3 separate regions of the Mus musculus genome follow, and regions 1 and 2 are each linked to region 3. A link is a loop called in an ENCODE intact Hi-C map of the cell type or tissue named here. Cell type or tissue: left cerebral cortex. All regions are shown on one strand.

What was found. A loop is a pair of places that touch in the nucleus more often than their neighbours do. Peaks named below come from ENCODE experiments on the same cell type or tissue, not always from the same donor. Only the 100,000 strongest peaks of a DNase experiment are listed, where the experiment ranks them.
Region 1: a loop joins it to region 3, with 2.1 times the contacts of the local background. A loop is called at or near these places in 2 of 42 quality-filtered maps.
Region 2: it touches region 3 in a loop (3-fold over the local background); 3 of 42 quality-filtered maps call a loop at or near these places.

The regions. Positions count from the first base shown.
Region 1 is chr12:39,916,650-39,924,649 of GRCm38, forward strand. No RefSeq gene overlaps it. Among named protein-coding and RNA genes, the nearest start is that of Gm40399, 30 kb to the right of the region's middle. In left cerebral cortex, no CTCF peak of the experiment used is centred here; a DNase peak (open chromatin) is centred at 4,192.
Region 2 is chr12:39,845,398-39,853,397 of GRCm38, forward strand. No RefSeq gene overlaps it. Among named protein-coding and RNA genes, the nearest start is that of Gm40399, 100 kb to the right of the region's middle. In left cerebral cortex, no CTCF peak of the experiment used is centred here; a DNase peak (open chromatin) is centred at 3,230.
Region 3 is chr12:40,012,450-40,020,449 of GRCm38, forward strand. No RefSeq gene overlaps it. Among named protein-coding and RNA genes, the nearest start is that of Arl4a, 22 kb to the right of the region's middle. In left cerebral cortex, no CTCF peak of the experiment used is centred here; a DNase peak (open chromatin) is centred at 4,653; H3K4me3 peaks cover 793 bases; H3K27ac peaks cover 1,658 bases.

The sequences.
Region 1 (8,000 bases), 96 kb before region 3:
GCTCATGCAGAACTAATAAACCCAGCCACTAACCCACTCAAACATTCCGCTTCCCAAACGTCTTTTGCTCATAGTTGCTGAGCTTTGATGGAAGGCCATCCAGAATTACTTTCCTCAGGACTATGCCAAAGAAGGCTGTTGTAAATCAAAGCAGTCTTAGACAATGTTCAGACACTCACCCGTGGGAACTGAATGGATTTTAAGAGAATGTTCCCCTTGTGATTAATGAACAAAACTATTAAATATGATCTTATTACTGCCAAAATTCTCCTTTCTTTATATCAGCACATGCCTTCTTTTTTATTTAAGTTTCTGTGTTTGAACCTTTTTCCATTTTCATGTCAAATGAAATCTATTGTCCCAATTACTGAACTCAGTTCTGCCTTTATTTTCCTTTTTCTTATACTGGCATTCTGTTTTGTTCCCTGTGTGCTTAAAAACATGTCTTTAGACATATAACTCCCTTTTAGACTCTTAAGTGTGATTCTAGTTCATGTTTTCCTGACTCAACATCTTCCTCATAATAACAATCTAGAATCTTTAGCATAACCAGTCCAGAAATGATGCATAAGAAAAAAATAACAATTACATCTTTTAAGTTCTAATGTATGCTTTACATTCCCTTCCTGTAACAGATGAAAGGCTATGTAAATGATATGTATGACTATCACAAAGATAGACAGTTCTGCAAATTCATCTGTAGATGTAGAAAGAATGTTCTGTTCCTGAGACAATCATTTCTCAGATGTATTTCCTGGGGTGTTTTTTTGTTTGTTTGTTTTGTTTTGTTTTGTTTTGTTTTTTGTGGTTCTTCCGTATATTTAAGTCGTTTTTCCTGCCAGGCAAATCCTTCTTGTGGGTAACACTTAGGGTGCAGTCATGATGTGAACATGCTTTTTAACAAAGAAACATCTTAGTGAGAATTCAGCTATTTGTCACTGAAAGGGAAAAAAAGTTGCCATCTAATTTCTAAAGACTTCAATGGCTGCAGATGTACTACCAAGTCTTTGTCCCAGGGAAAGGACTCAGGCCCTGAACTGCTTTTCTTTCTCAGTAATCGAGGTGTTCTGATGGGTAGAAAAGGCCAGAAGCTCCAACAACCAGAAATAAATCATTATTTCTAGTAGAACATCTGCCTATCTATGCTGGCTCTAAGTACATTCCCCTTTTCCATAACTCAGTGGTAGTACAGATGTCACTCATAGCTCCATCAGATAAAACTGTATTTTATGGCCCACTGAGTTACAAATTCCCAGGGTCCCAAATCACTTTGGTAGCCATTGTCCTGTACAAAGATATCACACCTGTCAGAGGCGAGTGTGGAATTGTGTTGCTAACCTAATATTTTAAAGGGTGACTTTAACTACTATTTCTTCATTCTCACATTTGAAGTCCAAAGTTATAGTTTAGGGGTCATTCTTACTTTATTTCCACCCCAACATTTTAAGTGATGGATTGAACCCATAAGAAAATTGGTATTTAAAGGAAATAGCGAAGATATGATTTTTGAATGTATGATGCTAGGACTCAAACCAGGTCCTCTGGAAGAGCAACCTGTCCTCTTAACCCCTAAGCCATCACTGGCACCAACTCCAAAATTTTAACATTTAAAACCAACTTGTATTCAATCAGTGTTATAATCAATAATCTGCAACATCAAATACGTGGTGCTTTTCTTACTCTAAAGCATGGTCCTTCTTGAGGAAGGAGTGGTTTTGCCGTCCAAGAGATACTTGGCAATGTCTGAAGGCAGTTGTTGGTTGTCCCAACAGGGATACTTTTAGTAGACTGAGAACAAGAGCACAGGAGTGCAGCTAGCCATCTTCCTTTGCACAGCACCAGGGAATTTGACGCCCCTCTTAAGGTTCTTAAACTCATTGATAAGAGAAGGGGGATAGAGAAGATTTACAGCTTGCCTGGCACATTGTTTTACATTTAAATGCTTATAAAATAGCTTCCAACTAGCTTCTGAGCCCATTTTAAATTCTTCTATTAAAGTTAAGAAGTATAATGTCACCAAGTACTTACATGGTGGATAAGCTGTCTCATGGCAGGGAGACGCTTCAGAAAAAGAGTGAGAAAGTCCAGAACATCAGATAAAGACATGCCTAGGATCTGGTTAGTATCCAAAAGGAAAAAGAAACAGGATGGAAAGAGGGGAGAGGTTCACTTCTCTGAGTAATTTTAGAAGAACAGACTAAGCAGACCTGCATGACAACAGCTTCATAAGTGACCACACCGGGGAAGAAAATGCATGCTGTCTTACTAGGGAGATAAAAAAATGTGCCTCCCGTTTCACTAGCATGGCTTTAGATGAATTGGTCTTTCTGGATGATGGTCTTTTGGCCAGGTGATTAACATCCCAGCTGGATTAACCCTTAAGGAAGGAGAAAATAGTATGTAATGCTGTACTCTTTAGAGCAAGTCTGAATGCCATGTCTTCACCCAAGGCTCAAAAGTATTCTATGCTTTTGACTGGGTCTTAAGAATGGTGAGCATGCAGGCAGAATTAATTGATGCCGGAGAGGTAGCTGAGAGTTCTACATCCGAATTGGCAAGGAGCAGGAAAAGACAGTGAGCCACTGGGCATAGTTTGAGCTTCTGAAGCCTCAAAGCCCACCTCCTGTGACACATTTCCTCCAATAAAACCTTATGTGTTCAACAAGACAAAAGCCCCTAGTGATACCACTCCCCCAATGGGTCTATGAGGGTCGTTTTTCAAACCACCACAGTAAGATGAATGGAAGAAGACATTGTAAGAGTCTTATCTACGTCTATATGAACACCCAGTCAGAAAGTAGCAGCATCGTAAGGATGGTATAGTACATATGCTTTGTAGACAGCATCCTATGTTCACAGTCCATCCAGTTCGTCCACTTTCTAAATCTGATGATTTGCAGCTTAACCTCTGTGCCTCTCAGTTCTTCATCAGTAAAACAAATATTACAGTAGACTTCTCATTGTGAGGTCAAACATAAGTTATTATAGTCATAGCATGAGGCATGTAAAAAGTATGGTACGGATGTTGGCCTTTGTTAATACTGTGGTAGTGTTGTTGGTGTGGTTTGATTCTGTTGAGGCAAGTTCTCATTCTCCAGCTCTAGCTAGCCTACAACTCACAAAGACATATCAGCCTCAGCCTCAGCCTCAGCCTCTGCCTCTGCCTCTGCCTCTGCCCTCTGCGCTCTGCCCTCTGCCCTCTGCCCTCTGCCCTCTGCCCTCTGCCTAAGAACTGACATTTATAAGTGTGTACCTTGCCATTATAAATATTGTTGTTAATATACTTGTCATTTTTCAGAGATAGGAATATTGAAACTCAAAGAAGCATGTAAAATGTGCTGTCCTAGTAATCTAGTTGTCTAGCTGGGCTAGATGCCATCAGATCCCAGGCTGTAATGTTCCTGCATTGTTATGTGTCAGAGATTTTCCCAAAGGCTAAAGAGTTGCCAGGGTGTCTCCTGGAAGCTAAGCCATGGCAAATTATTCAGCCTGTAAAGTTGTTTGTTTAAACAGTTTTATAACTTAGCTTATACCCAATCAATAGTCTTGCCCACCGTTAAATAACGAAGTTCATTCTCTTAATCAAACCATGTTGTAAAGGAAGAGAAGAGCTCAAAATGGCACAAGATAGAGACATATCCCTGACTACCAAGAACAGATACAAATAAGGTATCAAAAATCTTCTAAAAGAGCGAGTTAATTACACTTCCACAGTCTTGGCCAGGTTTTTTTTTTTTTTTTTTTTGCTGATTCATCTCAGCTCACCTTGAGTCTTAGATGGCAAACTTAAGCTTCTTAAGTATATTTAGAGAAACCCTGAGACTACGTGCTACTTCCCAGAGGGATCCCAGGCCTTCGTCATTAGTCTATTAGTGACTGAGGTTTAACAGAATACACACAACAGGAAAAGAGAAGATAAATCTTTAGAGGACTGTCTATTCTATGCTGGGTTTCCTGTGTGGAAAATCAGATGACTTGCAACTAATTGTTTGTGTGCAAAAGCCTTTGGCAGCGTTGCCAACAAAAGCAGTGGACAGTGTCTGCTCGAAGCAAACACGTCAGCTCATGTGTTCAGCAAATCCTTTGATCAGAGTGTTGGTCATGTGAGAGGATTGCGTTTTTTTGCTCCGCTTCAGGAGGCTTTTCCTGTGAGCCTAATGTCTGGCCTGCTGAGTGCAGAGCTGCCAAGGCAGAGCCACAGGTGGCCACGACTTGGCAAGTGATAAAACAACAGCTCCACTGAACACAGCAAGAAAGGAACAGGATTCTCAGTCTGGCTTTCAATGCCTACAGACAGCACAAAGCGTTTCTCTTTGGAAATCTAAACTTCTCTACGAGATAGAAAGCCACAAACATAGACCTGTATTACTGAATCCATACCAAACAGTTGGGAGCTTAGATAAAGCAAAATAACCATTTTAAGATTTAGGGGCTTTTGCACAAATTAACAGAATTTTTAGGCACATCTATATAATGACATTTTTGCTAAATAACAAATGACTGTCTTCTTGTGCCTTTTTGCCCATTTCTTCTTTTGATGTAAAAGGGTCCCCTCAAATATTTTTATTCTAACTTTTAAGGAATGCCATATAGAATGTATGCACAGAGAATTTTTAAGTGCCAGTAAAACTTCACTTTCAGTGTCTCTCAACCACAATATATAGCCAACAGAGGCTTTCAAGAAGCCATTATCTTTGTACTCATTCCCCTTAACAGGTGTTCTTTGTGTCATCTTATCCGTCTGTCTGCTTCTCTCCAAGCCCTTGATGTCCTCATGATATAAATCCAATATTTACTTTAGCTCCTGCATATTCTGTATATTATCCCCCAACACTATATCTCACCCATAAACAATGCAAATGAATATATATGCATAGGCATACACATATCAGATATAAATATGTGCATATACATCATATGCATAACGCCAAGCGTCTGAACACACCCTTGATCCCACAGCTGGATATCTGTTTGCTCAACCTGTTCCTTGGGGATTATAAATTCCAGCTTCTAAGACACAGTAACTGAGAAGCAAGGCCAATGCCAAGTGTCTCTGCCAGGAGCTAGTCAGCTGGAACAAGTTCAGCCCTCCATTTTCTTCATCCATAAAATAGAAATTAAGGTGTATTGCTTGCTATACAGAGTCATTATTAAGACTGGCTGGGTTCATGAACATCATGGCATCTTTTAGAGACGTGCAACTGATGGTTTTTGTTTGTTGGTTGGTTGGTTTGGTTTGTTTTCCATTTTTAACATTACTTTCCTTTATTTGTACTGGTGTTTTCCTTACATGTATGTGTATGTATATCAGGTGCATGCCCGGTGCTCCTGGAGGTCAGAAAAAGGCATGAATTCCTTGGAACTAGAGTTATAAGCCACCAGGCAGGGTGCTTGGAATTGAACACAGGTTCTTTGTGTTGTGTTAGAATCAAGGCTCATGTCCAGACAGACCACACCAAGCCAATGCAGTTCCACGTGAGAGAGCTTTATTGTGGGGGAAGGGGACAAGAGGGAGCTATGGAGACAAAAGGAGAAAAGAGAAAAAGAGAGAGAGTGGGAAGCTCAAGAGGGTCTGCCTTTTATTTAGGCTGTGATATAACCGCTCTCTGGTAAAGACGGGAGGTAAACTAAATGGACGTTGGGAATGTATGGCTGGGTTTGGAGGTGTTTTGCAATGGTAAAGTCAGCTCCTGATACCAACACTTTGAATTGAACTCAGGTTCACTATTAGTCTGTGTGTTCTTACCTGCTGAGCCATTTCTCAAGGCCTGCAATTGGCATTTTTGTATTAAAAAAAAAATCCCCATTTCCTAAAATTAAGTGATCTCATTGTTTAGAAGAAACTTAGTTTAAACTAGTTACATTTACACTTTAATTCAAAACTCTGTTCTTATTCTCTGGCAAATGAGCATCAGTTTCTACTTGAGTACACTTCATAAAGGGTATACTTGACCTCTGAAAGCAACTTGCTCCATTCTTAATAATGGTGTTTGGCCACACAGTAATAAAATCAATGGGCCATCTCTGACATGGTTTCCAAACTAGCAACTTACCATATGTGTATCAGGAAAATAAAGTCTAGTTGTGTGCTTTCTTGATGGTTTGTTATTGGCCGATGGTAGTCCATTTCACTATGTTCAAGTCTCCAACTGGAAAGAGAAACTACTTTACATCAGACCACATTTCTGATATTTTAACTTGCATACTCTGAGATAATCCAGAGTCTACCTGCAAATAATCTCTGCATTCAAAAAAGTCTAAAATTTAGCTTTATAATAGTTAAAAAGTAAAACATGAAGTTCTCAGGAGAAATGACCAAGATAAGTTTTCGTGTGGTTGTAACTATCAAAGGTGATACATGTATGGAAAAGAGCTAGCACATGAATAATCAGGAAAACTTCGATTAAACTACCCTTGACTATTATGATACATAGAACAGAACTTTAGAGGCAAACAACTGACAATACCCAGCAAGGCTGAACATGTGGGGCATCTGAAAACCTCAAACAGCTGATCAGAATGGATGCCTATATCATTTTGTGGTGTATACTTAAACTAAAAATACCATTATCAAACAAGCTTAAAAATACCATTATCAAACAAGCTTAACACCAGGAATGATGGAGATTTTCTCCATTCAAAGAATTGCACAGCATGCATGTAAAACTAAATTTGGCTCAAATATCTATTCACTGTAGATGGATAATTGTAAGATATTTGAGCTGTACACTAATGAGAAAGATTATGTATCTCTACACACAGCTGAGTTACAGATCTCATACTCAGGGGCACACAACTTATGGGCAAAGACGTCTCAGAATAAAAACCAATGCATAGCTGCACATCTTGTGTTCAGAAACTTGTCTACTCTATAAAGAATCATTCAAGCATTATAGACTTATGATCCTCTTCATGTTTTATTTTTTTAGTTTACTTCTAGGGAAAATATAATCAGCCTTTCTTCTTGTGTCCATTCTTTCCCCCTTGTATATTTCCTGAGTTAAGTCTCAGATTTCGTGGGGATTTGGGGTTTTTTTTTGTTTGTTTCTTTCTTTGTTTTTTTGTTTTTTTAGACCAGATTTCTCTGTGTAGCCGTAGAACTTGTATCTGGCTTTGGCCTACCTTTGCCTCCTAGGTGTTTGGATTAAAGGCATGCACCACCACTCCTGGCCTGTCGGATTAAAATTTTAATATAGTGTGTGTGTGTGTGTGTGTGTGTGTGTGTGTGTGTGTGTGCGCGTGTGATACTGAGAACTGAATCTAGGACCTCACAATTTTAAGCAGGCTACATCCCCACCATTTGTAATTGTATTTAAGGAAAGTTCAAGTGTAAGAAATTTAACATTTGGTGACAAGGGTGATAGTAATAACTACCTTTGGACAGACATAATGGAGCCTCCTAAGATAGGTCCTGGTGAGAATTGGTAATAATATCAATATACAGATGTTAACCTGCATGGTGGTTATGCAATATCTGCATTTACAAAAATTAATTTATTTTTATATTTAAGAATTATAAACTTTAAAAAAACTTCTTACCAGGAGTTTGTTGCTTTAAAATAATATAATCTATGTTATAACTCATCTAATCAGAAAGAGCTGCCAAAAAGCTTGATAAAACTTAGTTATCATGTTTGTTGATGACTGCGTCTTAGAAGAAAGCAGGTGCATGTAGACCTTCCAAGTGGCTTTTGCTTACCTAATACAAGAGCTTATAGAATGTGTTGCAATGTTTCTTGCTGATGAAATCATTCTTCAAAAATAACTGCATTTAAATAGTAGTTACTTTACCCACAACTAAGGTGAATTAGACATGACTTGGTTCAAGAAACATATTAAACTGAAAGGTGTGGCTTTGTGATTTACAGAATTCCACTACAAATTCTAAGTAAAATGGCTTGTACACACAAGTCTCTTAAAATCTGAGTCATATAAAGAAATAAGTCACTTAAGAAGCACGTGAGAAGTGTATACCTGAGCATCGTTGCCTCCAAGCTTAC
Region 2 (8,000 bases), 170 kb before region 3:
CATGAAAACACACCAGAAAGACATACAAGAGGAATATTGGCTCTAGCTCCTGTGGGACAAGAGGACTTGTTTTGTCAAAGCTTTCAATGTAGAGACACATACTTCTATCCACTGATGGTTTTAATGGAGTGAAAAATCGCAATCAAGGACATATCCAACTATCAGCCCCATAAAAGCATGGGAATAGGGATCACTAGCCAAAGCCCTTCAGAGAAAGTGGGGATGCTCAGAAACTCAGCTCTCTATAAAGTCCCATTGCTGAAAAGCAAGAAGGAAATAAGAAATGGGGAGAGAAGATTTGCTCCACCAGTTAAGAGCTGAAGGTTCAGTCAGAGCAGCTGTCATCTTAAGTCACAAAGACAGGACTGGGAGGGGGAAAGTCTAATTCTGATGAAATTGTCCAGGCTCAGGAGGCTCAGACATCTAAGTTCGGAATGCAGAGAAAGGCAAAACTTTCAAGGAATAAGGAGGAAATGTGGGCATGAAAACACGTCTAGCAACTATAAGAACTGAGCAGGTTAAGAGTCAGATTGGAGAGAGTGAAGGAATTCACACACATGCAGGCACGCACACATGGGCAAAGGCCACACTCCCCACAGTCTGAAGAGTGACCACAGGAGAAGGAATCCTGAGGCTTATATAAATGGGCTGATGGCCCAGCCAGGACCAGTGACCCCGATGACTCCTGGCTCACTCTAATGTCTTGTCTGCTCAGTTGCTCAGTAGACTTGAAAGTGAAGTGTGGTTTTAAAAACACATTTGCTGTTTCTGTTAGTAAAATGCCTGCAAGTGGAAGGGATGACACACTAGTCACAATTTAAGGCACTTGGTCTGCATTTCAATTGGGGTTTATAAATAAATGTGCAAGAGCTGTGTTTAGAGAGCTCATTATTCCAACCACATAAACAAATATTAGAAGGCAGGAAAGTGAATTTTCAAAAAGGAAAAGGAGTCTTCAAAAGATGTTTGATTTTTTTTTCGTTTGTTTGTTTTTTCAAAGTTACTGACTCCTTCCACACTTCTCAGTTTAAAGAGTTGCAAAGGTTGTTTGTCCATTCTGAGATAGGGTTGGTTTTTTGGGTTTTTTTTTTGTTTTGGGGTTTTTTTTGGGGGGGGGGAGGTTAGCATAGGAATCTGTGTATGCCCTAGCACTGGGCTCAGTGGTACATGATACTTTCTTGCCGATGTATAGTTTCTATAATATGTCACAGCTTAGAACAGGACAGATTCATCATCAAGATGGCTCTGCCCTTTCTCATATTTTCATCGTTACCACACTTTTCTGTCTAAAGTTTTAAGAACTTATCATGTTGAAGGTACATTGAGTTCTTTGCAATCCATGAAAATTGGCACTATCCTTTTTGGAAATGAGGGGTGTTTGTTTGTTTGTTTGTTTGTTTGTTTTTTCCTTTAACTGACTTGCCAAGTTAGGGCTTTTAAATTGACCTGTATTTAAACGCATTGCCGCTTGCTACTTTTTTGGATCTTGAATGGACCCTGGTGCTCTAAAGCCCTGGTGACCAGTTTCTAATGACAGTGAGAGACAGTGGGAAATTTGGGAGATTGGATTAGTGGAAGGGGGTTTGATAATTGGGCATTTCTTTAAAGAGCATATTGGAGGCCTAGGACTCTTCTTTTTTCTTTTCGTTCCTTGGTTGCTAAGAAGGAAGGTAACCAACCACTCATATACGTCCATCATGATGTACAATGCTGACGAATGCCCAAGAAAACCATGCACATACGTCTGAGCCCTTGAAGATAAGCATCCCTACTACTCTGTACTGGGGTTGCCACCCAGGGCCTCATGCTTGCTAAGCCAGTGTTGTCCTACCATTAAGCTATTTGCCCAACCCTCTTGTATTTTGTTTTTTGTTATTGTTTCTAGGTTTGGGTTGTTGTTTTTCATTTGTTTGTTTGTTTGTTTGTTTCGTCTTTAATCAGGATCTTGCTAAGCTGCCCAGACTACCCTCAAACTCACTATGTAGTCCAGGTCAGTCTTCCGGGTCTCAAACTCCAAAGTAGCTAGGATTACTGATGGTGTCACCAGGTCTGACTAAGCCTTTCCTCGTTTTGTAATCACTTTAGCATGCATTTTGTCACAAAGACAGAAAGTAGACTGGCATTTTATTCATATACACATATGTGGGTATGTATAAATAGATGATAGACAGATATATACATACATACATACATACATACATACATACATGCATACATACGTACATACATCTTTTTCTTCTGTTTCTTTGTGTAGTCTTGGCTGTCCTAGAACTAGGTCTGTGGACCAGGATGAACTTGAACTCACAGAGATCTGCCTGCCTCTGCCTTCCAAGCACTGGGTTTAAACATGTGTGCCACCACTGCCCAGGTTATTCATATATTATTTATTTATTTATTAGGTATTTCCTTCATTTACATTTCCAATGCTATCCCCAAAGTCCCCCATACCCTCCCCCTCCAGTCCCCTACCCACCCACTCCCACTTCTTGGCCCTGGTGTTCCCCTGTACTGAGGCATATAAAGTTTGCATGACCAATGGGCCTCTCTTCCCAATGATGGCCAACTAGGCCATCTTCTGATACATATGCAGCTAGAGACACGTAACTATAGAATGTATGGCAATAGTTCCAAAGGACTGGTTGAGCTAATGTGCTCCACTACAACAAAATGTAGATACTTTTTCAGTCTTTAAATTAACAAACAAAATGGTGTTTGCAGTTCCATAGACCCCAAGTCATCCGTGTAGTCTCCAAAGGAATAAATAATCTTAAATGTACTTGCTTTTCCCAAGAAAGTAATTGCTTTTTTGAAAATAAGCTTTTAAAACTAAATTTCTTTTAATGCTTCCTTGTCTACAAAGGTGTCTCTATGTCTACAATACTGGGTTTACTATCATGTTTTTGTGCCATCTTAACCATGCCTTGAATTGCAACACTTATATGGTTTCACAATATCACCAATTAATATGACTAAAAACATGGTATGAAAAAAAAATGAAGAGACTGAAGAAACTAGGGGTGGGGAAGAGAGAGGAAGAAAAATAAATGAAGGGGAGAGGAAAAGAGGGAGGGAGGGAGGGGGAGGGAGGGTAGGAGACACAGGCATCTGTCACTTCTGTCTGCTTGGAACATCCTTTTGAGTCTTCTCCACAGTGTGAGTTCCATCTTCCCAAAGAAATAAACGCAGAGCATCTGCCTGGTACCTCTGCCTGAGCTTGTTTCATCAGCTCCACCCAGCAGGCTGCAGGCACAGGAGGAGTTCTATTCCTGTAGAGTAGGTCTTTGTTAGGATGAGAACCCTCCCTAGCTGCCCAGCTCCTTGCTGCTTTTTCCCAGCCTCTCACACTGATTCTCTGAAGAAAAAAAGAAAAAAAGAAAAGAAAAGAAGAGAAGAGAAGGAAAGGGAGGGGAGGGGAGGGGAGGGGAGGGGAGGGGAGGGGAAGGGAAGGGAAGGGAAGGGAAGGGAAGGGAAGGGAAGGGAAGGGAAGGGAAGGGAAGGGAAGGGAAGGGAAGGGAAGGGAAGGGAAGGGAAGGGAAGGGAAGGGAAGGGAAAGGAAAGGAAAGGAAAGGAAAGGAAAGGAAAGGAAAGGAAAGGAAAGAAAGGAAAGGAAAGGAAAGGAAAGGAAAGGAAAGGAAAGGAAAGGAAAGGAAAGGAAAGGAAACAAAAGAAAAGAAAGGTTGTGGTTACCATGGTCCCCTGTGTGCTTTATTCATTTTTCTTCCTGCCATTTGTACTGAGACTGGAAACAAGCAGGCAATTATGTAAACTCTTACTGCAGCATGAAATTGCTTGAGGAATAACACACACTCACATTGCATGATCTCCCAACTCTTGCATATTTTAAGAACAGGCTCACTATGTAGTCTTGGCGAGCCTGACTTTCAGAGATCCACCTGTGATTGCGAGTGCTGAGATTAAAGTCATGAGAAACTGCTTCACAGTTTGTTAAAAATACGTCAGTTTTCCTCATGCAGGAATAGCACTCAACAAACTCATGTCAACAATAAAAAATAATTAAGATTTACTCATGCATAATATTTGATACAGTGTTTATGTGGTTGTTCAGTCATTCTCCCTTCTAAGGTTCTACTTATCCCTACCCAGTACCCAAGCAAACAAATAAGAATTAAGACATTTCAATAGGCTTACTTCATATCAGCACACACACACACACACACTGAAAGCCACATCTGGCACTAACAACACTATTCCAAGCAGCCCTTTGAGAAATTTGGATGAATCACAGAGATTTGATACCAAAATGAAAAGGAGTTGCTTTTACTTTCATGATCCTTAATGAGGTGGATCAATAGAATAGCTGTCACGTTGCAGAAGACCATTAAACCTGCTAATTAATCAAAAATAATGCTCATCCCAGCTCAGAGTATTTTTCCTGTACTTCATTTTATACCATTAGCAGTTAAGACACTGATGAGCTTCCATTGCTAATGATAGTCTTGTCCAATTAACTTAGTGCTGCTCCAGCCTTGCTTTTATCATAAAGCAATTGTGCATAACACCCACAAACCACTACCACTGAGAGGCACCAATCAGAACCCATTTCAGTGAGAGTGGAGCCATTGTTCATCTTTGCCCTCACTCTTCATGCACCAAAGACAACAGCGGTCAACTAGCAGTTTGCAAAATCTCTGAAAAGTGATAATTGCCATGCCTGAATTTGTGGCATTAAAGTATCCCAAGGTTTAATCAGCTAGGGAAAAAAGGAAAGGTTTTAGAAGCTAAAGCAATTGCAGAAATATGGCTAGTCTATGTTTTGCTCTTATTACATTTGAAGTTACAATTCCAGAGCTAGGGACACAGCCCAGAGAACTGATTGCTGCAAACCACCTCACTTGGTACAGTGCTTGCTGCATCACTAGAGAACAGGAGTTCAAACCTTGGGAATCCATGTGCTGGACAGCCTCAGTGACTCACCTCAATTCCAGCCCTAGAAGACAGAGACAAGGTTTTCAGAGCAAGCTGCCTAGTAAGAATATATCTGCCAGCTATGGGCTTGAGGTATGCTGCCTCCCAGTGTAAATGGAAGAGCAATTGAGGAAGATTCCCAATGCAACCTCTGGCTTCCACATGAACACACACACCTGCTTGTGCATTAACATATGCACATATGCCACACACAGAAGCAAATATCCACATACATGAATTGAGTAAAAATTAATAATATAATTCTTTTTACTTCTATTATTTACAATATCTCTTTCCCCAAAAGGCAATATAATCTGAATAAATCCCTAAAATTTCAAATATTTGAATGAAAACCCAATTGCACAAAATACCTATTGATGCCTTTAGTCAAATAAAATTTGTTTTCACAAATGGCTTTTCAATGTTGTTTTCTCTTCAATTAATAAGATTTCTAGGCAAAGTGTAGTCAAAGGCCCTGGACATTCAGTGATGACAGAACACAGTGATGGACAAGGAGATGACTCAGCCGTAAAGTCCTTGTTGCTCAAACATGAAGATCTGAGTTCAAACCTCCAGAACCCAGAGGAAGCTGTGTGCAGCAGTGTGCATCTGTAATCCCAGTACTCCTATAGTGAGTTGGGAGGCAGATTCTGGACAATCGCCAGAAACACTGGAGTCAGAGAGTCTGATATACTCAGAGTCAAGCAACAAAGAGATCCTGTCTTTGACACGGTGCAAGGAAGTACTAACAACCATGGTTATCCTCTGACATCCACTGGCATATCCTTGACTGTATTCACATACATATGACAGACACACAGGAAAAATATTGTTTTAATCTTTAAAAAGGACATTATATTCTCGGGTAACTCAAAAGTCCATCATGAGAGAAAAGAAGAACAGAAATAATAGAGTATCTAAAACACATATTGGCAATAATGTCAAAGTATACTCAGCAGAGTATCTAGTTCAGATTAAGGGGGATTGTCAAGGAAAGTGTCTCTGGGGATGCTTTTGAAGATGTGGAAGAAATAAACAGAATTCCAGGGTAACAAGAAAATAAAGAGGTTGGTAGCCACAAAAGGAAGTGGATGAACAGTCCAAAAAGCTGGGAGCTCACATGAACATCTTCAAATATCTCAGTCCTGCCTTTATGGTGTGGTCCCTGGAGGCTGGATTCATGCAAGCACCTTCCTTATCACACTACAGCAATGCACACAGGGAGTTTGTTCTGAGATGCCTTTTCTAAAAGATACTGGAACTGAAGTAATACTGGGGGAGTGTGACATGCTTAAATCAGAGACAAAGGCCAACAAGAGTCTTTTGGGCAAATGCCTGAGGGAGGTGGCGAGGTTGAGCAAGTGTTGTCCTGGAAGTGCTATTCCTCAGTCAGTGCAAGGACCCTATTTATCAGTGCCGATTATTGCAATGAGAAGAACAGAACAAGACAGCATGCTTCACGGAAAAAGTATTCAACCGCAATTTCTTCTCTGCTATCATGTAGTAGATTTTTCCATTGTGGGTTTCTGTCCAAGTCCCTTACTTGGGTAGGTTCTAACAATTTGTTCCATGATCTCACCGTAAAGAAGACAAGAGCCAAAGGTAAGAATAAGGTGTCTGCCAGAGAATAAGGCCAAGCAAAAATGCAGGAAGTGATGGGACGAGAGGAAAGAGGAAATAATAAACTTCAGGGAGAAATACCAAAGGAAGACATTATCTGTAACTTCTTTTGGCTCTGGAGTCAGCAGACTGGCTATGGAGTCAGAGTATGTGGAAGTAGCTGGTGTTTCATGGTCAGATGAAAACTGGAGTATTTCTAAGCAATCACTACTCATTCAAATTAGCAAACAAGTTTCTGGATGAATAATGGAGAATTAAATGTTTCTGCTTAATGTTTTTCTTATTTTGGAGATTTTTATTTTAGCTACATCTTTTTTTTTCTGTTTTTACCCCACAAGATACAACTTTTTTCCCTCCAAAATAACGTTTTTTAAAAACACAAAACATTACTATGTTTAAAAGTTCTCTTACTTTCTCTTAGAGTTCATCAAATCTTTTTGAATTTGCTAGAAGTTTCCATTTACGTGAAAGCTGTTGACCACTCCACATTTGCACTTTATCTAACTGTGTAATTAAGGCTGAAATATTGGGAAAAGCCAGTCTAGAGTTGATTTAGCAAATCCACAATGGAGTCTTTCCATTTCCGATCCAGAAGTGAAACCTAGAGCTTGAGAGCTCACTCAAGAGTTGAGAACACTAACTGTGCTGCCAGATGACATTGTGTACATGTTGGTTTTTTTGTCAGCTTGGGCCTAGAAGACAAGTTGTTCCAGAGGGTGGAGCCAGGGAAGAGGTCCAGGACTTTTGAAGCCCAAAGGATTATGAATGGGTCACAGACTGGGACCCATCAAGGGCTAAACTTTTTATACTATGGAATTTGGGGTTTGCTTTGTTCAATTATGAGTATGCCCTGGTTCTTCACATTTTTTTAATAGGAGCCTATAAGATACTTTGAAATTTCACAGAGATTTTAGAGAGACTTTGCACATTAAAAGAGAGTGGATATTTTAAAGAGACTGAACTGGTTTTGAAAGGGGATTCAAAACAAGATTTATCTGAATAGTCCGGGTTATCCTGGAACTTGCTCTGTAGAGTAGACTGGCTCCAAACTCAGAGTACCGTCTGCCTCTGACTCCCCAGTATAGAATTAAAAGCATGTGCCACCATCCCCAGCTGAGACTGAAGTTTTAAAATATTTGAAGTTTTAAAGACTAGGGAACTTTTACATTTTATAATGTTCAATATTGTGATATATTGTGATATTGAGACCTTGGGATAAACAAGAAATGAAATGTGCTATGTTTGTATGTCAAATTGACAAAGGATCAATTAGGCTTGACACAAGTCTAGACATATCTGTGAAGAGGGAATCTTAATTTAAAAATTGCCTCCATAAAATTAATTTCTAGGCAAATCTGTAGGACATTTTCTTGATTAATAATTGACACAGACTGTGGATAGTGTCATCCCTGCACAGGAGGCCTTAGATGGTATAGGAAAGCAGGTTGAGAAAG
Region 3 (8,000 bases):
TGTGTCCTCCCACTCCAACACCAATTACTCAGACTTATAGCTATGAGGTTATACTTTAACAGATTCTGGGTAAATCCAAGGCTACTTATCAACATAGCTCCTCAGATATTTAACTATCTCCAAATGACTTACTTGGCCAATGCTTGCTTTGGAAACTAGGCCTGAACATTCAGAGAAGATACAAACTTTAGGTTGGTTTTAGAGAAAGCGCTTTTGTTAAGGAGAATTAAAAACAAAACATATGCAAGTTATTATTTAACTGAATAAGAAACAAATTTTAAAAAAAGGGATAGAGATACCTTTGGATCATCATGGCCAACAAAAGAAGTATCCTTCCTAATTCTAGTGTTCTAGTCAGCCTTAGCAATGTAAGACTTTCGAAAACTTCATAAAATGGTGCATGAAGTATTTTATTAGGACATTCGCCTTACTTGTATCCACTACCAACTGTTATGGCCAGGGCAACTCCCTGGGATTTCTAGGTTCTTATGTATTGGTCCAAAACAAAGTATTGGACCAGGTACACAGGGACAGTAGAAGAAATAAAACTGTTATTAAGATAGAGAGTGGTCCTGTGAATGGAAACAGGCCCGAGAGCTAGGAAAGGCAGGAAGCTCTAATGATGAGCTTTTGTGGGTCATTAACATGGCTCAAACCACCCCTGTGATGGGGATTCATTGTGTGAGCCAGAGCTCTTAGTGAGCTCAAGTCAGAGAGTCGGGATGCTGAACAATTAATCTATAGTCATCAAGGCCACCCCAAGCCAGTGGTGTTCATGTTCTTTGTTTTATACCCCAAAAGAATAAGGAAGGACAGACAAGCAGAGCAAGCAGACATTTTTAAAAAGTGAGAAGAAATTCCCCATCCCGCAGAGTGGGTGGGACTTCAAGGGAGGAATCAATGCAAGGCTGCCTGCAAAAGTATCTTTTATGGAAGTGAGCTGCTGACTCATCAAGCTTGGAGACCTCGGGGCTTCTCTTCCTTGCCTGTAGGCCTGGTGGGGAGGGGTTTTCAGTCCTTCCACCACCAGGCTTCTTTCATTAGTTAATCCTGATGCCTTTCTGTCATGTCTGACTTTCCTACCACAGAACCATCTTCTTCAAATATCTCCCCCATGCATCTCCAGACCCAAGGCTCGATGACAGACCTTCATGTTTTCTAGTTGCCCTGGGAAGTAAACTCCAGAAAAACTAGTCTGTATAGAAAAAGAAAAGAGACTGGAAAGGTATGCAAACAAGAAGCCATGCAACTGTTTTCAAAATGGGAGTGATAGCTTACACAAAATGAACAAGGTTGGGAAAGAAAAAGGTTTGAAGAATACTGAAGTCTATGTTTGCAATGACCAATAAATACAGAAGGTGAGTACTAAGTGTCCGGCACTGAGGGAGTTGTCAGGAGTGAATATAGACATTTTGGACTCAACAGCCTGCAGCTGGCTTGAAATTCACAGCTCCAGATGAGACCAGTTGGAGGGAGAGAATGGATGGAGATGAAAGCCAAGTCTGAGGTTCAGTGTCATTCGGCCACCGACTAGAAGGAACATTATCTCAGCAGGAAACAAAATTGTGGAGAAAGTGATCAAATCAGCTCGCTCTTACAAAGCCAAACACAAAATTAAATTAAGACTTTTGTATTTATAAGAAAAAGATGAAGAGTGCTAAGTTTAATTACAAAGGGACATAGGATGGAAGGGCAGAGGTGGGGGGGGGTAGGTATTAGTAAGCAGTAAGCTACTAGCTAAAGAACAAAAGACGATTTTCCATTCTTGAAAGCCCACTGAACTTTACCTCAAATCCTGTGGAGATCCTGGAGTTGCCACACTATCATGTTTGCCTCCCAACTAGTCCAGAGACAAGGATTGCTGCTGCCTGGAAGCTGTCCATCTTCTTCTCATAGCTCCCCCTCCCTCTTCAACAGGGAGTATAGAAATGTAAAAGAGAACTTGCGTCTTCCTTCCCAAATTTTCACTATAAAGTATACTTCAGCTTCTTAGGTCTAGAGGATCTTTTCCCACCTGCTGCCTGGCCTTGTGACTGGTGGCCGAGGGCATCCAGAATCAGTTATTTCGTTTTGGCTGGCACCTGTTTCGGCTCATTAAATCTGTTATTTCTGAAGTGGGCATGGTGGTTAATACCTGTAATCCCAGTATTCAAGAGGCCTTAGGGCGTGATGTTTGCCTCCGTTTTAGCCAGACTGAGCTACACTCTGAGAGAGGAGAGAAAGAAAAACCTTTTCATGATATAAAACTCCAAAAGGCCACAGCTGCATGGAACAGTCTACAAGGGCTGATTGATCATAACCGTGATGATTGTAGAGGGGTCAGACTGTTGCAAGCCCACAGCCATATTACCTTGAGCTGTCTTAACATCTAAACAGCCATTTAGTACCCAGCTGTGCGCGACATAATATCCTCGTAACTGGGAAGTAAATTCCTTTGTAGTGTTTGAGCAGATCCCTAACTTTCATCAACCCCAAAGCTAATAGTTCTCAGAGCACTTTTGAGGCCTACATAGCTTAGGGTTACTATTGCTGGGATGTTGACATGGTTGTCCAAATTGGGGAAGAACGGGTTTATTTGGCTTACACTTCCATATCAATGTTCATCATTGAAGGAAGTCAGGACAGGAACTCAAGCAGGTCAGGAAGCAGGAGCTGATGCAGAGGCCATGGAGGGATATTACTTAATGGCTTGCTCAGCTTGTTTCTTATAGAACGCAGGACCACCAGCTCAGGGATGGCACCACCCACAATGGACTAGGCCCTTGCCCATCAATAATTTATTAAGACAATACTCTCCAGGCTGCATTCAGCCCTGACTTATGGTGGCATTTTCATAGTTGATGCTCCCTCCTCTCTGATGACTTTAGTTTGTGTCAGGTTGACATAAAGGCAGCTAGCACTCCTACTGCAGGGGCTTGTTTTGCTGCAATCCGGCTATTTGATGTACAAACCAATGTTTTTAAAAGCATTTTGATTTATGGTTTTGTTCTGTTACTATAAAAAGTTCATAAAATTGTTACCTCATTGGAACATGGTAATTGGAGCAACCTGAATCTGTATTCCCAAGCAAGGGCCTCTTATATTTGGTTCCAGAATAAAGTGTCTCTTACTCCCTTTGAGTTGACAACTGTTATTTATTTACTTCATCACCTTTTATTTCTGAGATTCTTTGGTCTCCAGACCAAAGTTTGGGGTTAAGAAATGATTTACGCTGCTTAAAGTTTTTGTTGTTGTTTTGTTTTGTTTTTGTTTTTTTTTAATGAATATTTGTATTGATCTGGGCCTGAAAAAGTTTCATCTGAAATAAAAACAAAGCTGTAAGTATATATAAATTTTTAAAAATGTAAATGTTTGGATTTTTTAATGAAAATAAAAGGGGCCTGGAGGTGTAGCTCAGTGGCTACATGTGTGATAATAACTGATTTGGTCAGATTGCTCTAGGCATGCAAACTTGTTGGCTGCTAAGGTCACCTTGAAGGTGAAGTTCCTGTACTTACAGGCCAGAGAGCGGTTGCCCTCTCCTGAGACTCGACATGAACTCCAAACTCCTTTTTCTTTTCACTTCAGCTAGGATGCTTTGAAAACACAAAGTATTCATGACCTTCCTTTATGAAGATGTTATGGCGGCAGGGTAGACAATAGAAAGCAATCAAGATTAGCCTATGAGAGAAGCCAGTTGGCAAAAACTGGGGAGCCATTCCCTGCCGAGCTTCATACAGCCAGTGGTGCGTGCCCAAGAGAAGCCTGAGATTGACAGATGTTTGGGAGCTGGGCGTCGTGAAGGTGACCTATAAACGACTGTTGGCTCATGGCCCAGTGCTCTTAGGGTAAATGTCTTTCCTTCAGCTCATTAGCTTTAAGGCTGGAGAGGTATCTCAGTGGTTATAGTGTGCAGCGCTTGCAGGGGACCTAAGGGGTTCTAACACTAATGGGGGGGGGGCGAATGGCGTCATTGTGACTGCCCATGTCCAGTTCCAGAGGATCTGATACCTTCTTCTGGACTTTGTGGATACCTACACTCAGGTGTGCACATACTAATACTCAGACATAAACATGTACACATAATTTAGCTGTTCTTACTGGATTTACACTTTTGGAAGAGAGAGATCCCATTTCATACAGTTACTAGGGAAGTATCATATTGTCCAATGCCAAGATTCGCTTTGAAGAGGATTTAGAATACTGTACATAACCATTTCAAGCCTTGCAGTGTCCGGAGAAGAGAATTATAAGTCCTAATGACGGTGACTACTCCCAGTTTAGGAAGCTAAAACTCTGGGTGCCAACTCCACCCCAGTCTCCAGTTCAGCTCTCCTTTCAGACACCAACTCTTTCCTTACAGCTGCCTGTGTAGAGCAATGGCCTTTTCCCCTTCAAAACAGACTATGTGCTGTTTTAAAGATATAGCCTCACTAGTGTGGGAGTCTAGCAGCAAGCAGTTGTAAAACTGCTTTATAACGGGACCCTCACTGGGCTCAACACTTTAGATCACAGTAGACAAGCCTCCGTGAGGCAGCTTTGAAATCCCAGGGCTGTGGTCAAAGTCCCGACCTCCTGGAAGGACAAAGTGTTCTGTGTCTGTACTACAAGGGTGTGGCGTTTGTAGCTAGTAAAATAATCTGAACACAAAGACCTCTCGGTCCTGCGGGGCTCACTGCTGGACTGAGTCAGCGGAAAGCGGTGGGAAAGGAAAGTGGCTCTTAGATTTCGGAACCTCTAACGCTGCACCACCCCTCTCAGTTCCGTTCCAGCAGACAGGAAGGGGCTCTCAGCAACTAACACGTACGCACGCTCACACACTCACACTAAACAGAAGATAAGATGAGGAACACGAGCCTCCTCTTCACCTCTGACTAGACTCCTGCTTTATCTCCGAATCCTCCTTTCCAGTAAAACCACCCATCTGTCACAAACAGGGATACGAAGCCTGCTATAAATAATGGTCAACACCAGAGCCTCTGCTCTTAACAGGACTGCAAAAATCCATGGTCCTCTTTAACACAGGCTAGGTTTCTGTATATCACGAAATAATCAGATGTTCAGGTTGCTAATGTCCAACTGAAGGCTAATGTTTTGGAAACAATATATTGCTTTGTTAGACATTTTATGTGTACAAATTAATTGGAGAATTAAAAAGCTACCAGAAATGACAACCACATCCCTAACACATTCTTCCACCACAATTTAAGCTTCTAAAAAGTGTACATTCTACAAACTGTTATTCTAAATACTCTGATTTCTGCAATTAAAAGCCTCAAAGGTATGGATTTTTCACAAACTGTCCACAATATTTATATCTCTTTCATAATTATGTGTGAGAGGTGGGGTTGTTGTCACTTCTGATAGCTTTTTAATTCTCCAATTAATTTGAACACATGAAATGTCTAACAAGGCATTGTTTTGTTTCTAAAACCTTAGCCTTCCGTTGGACATTAGCAACCTAAACATCTGATTATTTCACTTAGATAATTGTTTCCAAAGAATGTGTGGAAACATTTTAACAAGGTAAAAAAAAAAGATTCTATATAAATTTATGCTCTCTCATAAATCCGTGAGGTATGGAATTCAAATCCCAAGGATTCATAGTCAGGGAAATCAATGACCAGGACGAATCAGAAACACTGTATTGATTGCCTTCCTTTAAAATATCAGCAAGCCTAGGGTTACAGGCACACTCCTTTGTTTTCACTGTGTGTCCGATTGTACACAGCACTGTGTCACACAGGACATTTTCACAGCAGAGCAGACTTCTGCTCAGCCCGTTCAACACCATCCCTTCTACCTTCCCTCCCTCCTCTCCCTCCTCCCTCTCCCTCCTCCATCTCCCTCCTCCCTCATCTTCCTGTCCTCATCATTCCCCCCTGGGCAGTTTTGCTTTCAGTTTCATGTTGTATGCACATCCGTGGTTTTATGTAGTATATAAAATCTAGGAATCACAACTGAAAGCGCAATATTGGTCATTCTGAAACTAAACACACATAATTATCTCTAGTTGCATCCATATTTCACAAATATAATTTCATTCATTTTTATGGTTTTAAACATTTCTATCACATCTATGTAGCATATTTTCTTTATCCTTCTTCACTTGGGTTGTTCCCATAATAGCAATGACGACCACTACTGTGGTAAATACTGCTATGCATGCATCTCTGTGACCTGTCATCATGGAGTCCTTAAGTAAACACTAAGGAGTGTTGTAGGTGGCTCAGAGAGTAGATCCAGTTTTAGTTTAGAACGTTTCTTCAATTAATGAATTAATGAATAATGGAAAAACAGTTCAAAAACGTGTGGATAGTTAAAAAAAAAAGCTTTATTATGAGACTCTTTTCGAGAGTCTATGTTCTTAGATGATTTTATGTAATCTTTGGAAATGCTTAAAATATACTTAGCAAGATTAATGTTCCCAGAGTGATTCTGCTTAGTTTGCTTCATTTTTAATAATTTCAAAGCCTTGTTTTTACAACTGTATCACATGACACACTTCCCATTCTAAAGGGCTGCAAAGAAGCCAGGCATGGTAATTCAGGTGTATAATCCCAGTCCTTGGGAGGCAAGGCAGGAGAACAGCCAAGAGTTGTTTTCAGAGTTTCAGGTTAGCTTGAACTAACCTGCAGGACCGTTTCTTTTTCTGTTGCTTCCATGTCACAAAGTTGATGTGTTGTGGAAGAAAGGGTTTCTTTGAGCTCACAGTCCATCCTGACCTGGAAGCAACTGGTCACCCCAGCTCCACAATCTAACACAGAGCGGTGAGTGGTAGTGCCCAGCTTACCTTTTCTCTTTACACAGTCCAGGGTACTGCCCACAGTTAACACAGGGCTTCCCACATCAATCAACCTTGTGGAAGCAATAGTCCACAGACATCCCAAAAGCTAATACAATCTAGATAACCCCTCATGGGGTGCCCTGAGGCTTGTTTCAAGGTGAAACCAGCTGACACCACCAACCATCACAGGAACCTTGACTGGAAAATGCATATGCTCTCTCTCTCTCTCTCTCTCTCTCTCTCTCTCTCTCTCTCTGTGTGTGTGTGTGTGTGTGTGTGTGTGTGTGTGTGTGTGTGTGTGTGTGTGTGTGTGTGTTCTGAAGGACCTACCTTGGAGCAGGGAAGAGTGAGCTTTGCTGTCTGAGATTACATGATAAGAGGATGCCATGGAAGGCAAGACATCTACTCTGTCTTTCAGAAACTATGGGTTGGGGTGAGCTATTCTCAAGATCTTCAGTAATACATCAACAAATCCTCTGGTGGCCCTAGAATGTATGCTCTAGGAAATTCTCTAAATTTCTTAAGTGATAGAATCAAGTCTTCATGTGAGGGGGTTTAGATAAATGTATTTAAAGTATGGGTAAAAAGTAAAAACTCATTTTTCACTTGTAATTCATTTGTTTTTAAAAAATACAGCTTTATTGGGATAGAGCTTTATTAAGATGTAATTCATATCACTGTTTTTTTTTTTTTCAAAATAGAGTCCTCTATGTAGTCCTGGCTGTCCTAGAACTTGCTCTGTAGACCAGGCTGGCATCTATAGATCCAACTGCCTCTGCCTCCCAAGTGTTGGGGAAAAAAGGTGTGTGCTATTGAGTCCAGCTTCATGCTGCTAATTTCGAGTGTCCAACTCATTGGGTTTTGGTATAGATGTGGTCGCTGAATTACCATCATTCAACTTAGCCAAACTGTGAGCTGACCAGTGAGAATCCTCGGAGAGTGAATATACCTGCATAGCCATTCTATTTTCTATCTTTAAGTTACACAAAGCATCTGATACTTTACAGTAAAATAGATCTTGGGTTAGATGGTGTCTCAACTACTAGAAGTCACTGTCAGTGTTCTGAGTCAGCTTACCAGAGGCCAGGTTGAGCTATGGTGAAAGTGGACAACAGGCTGGATGAATTCAATATGCTGTGTACGCTGGGTACTGAACCCAGGGCTAGGGTCTAGCATATAAGTATATATAGTGTACCTTCTGCCTTGTTGCCACATCTCTGTCTCCTAATGCATT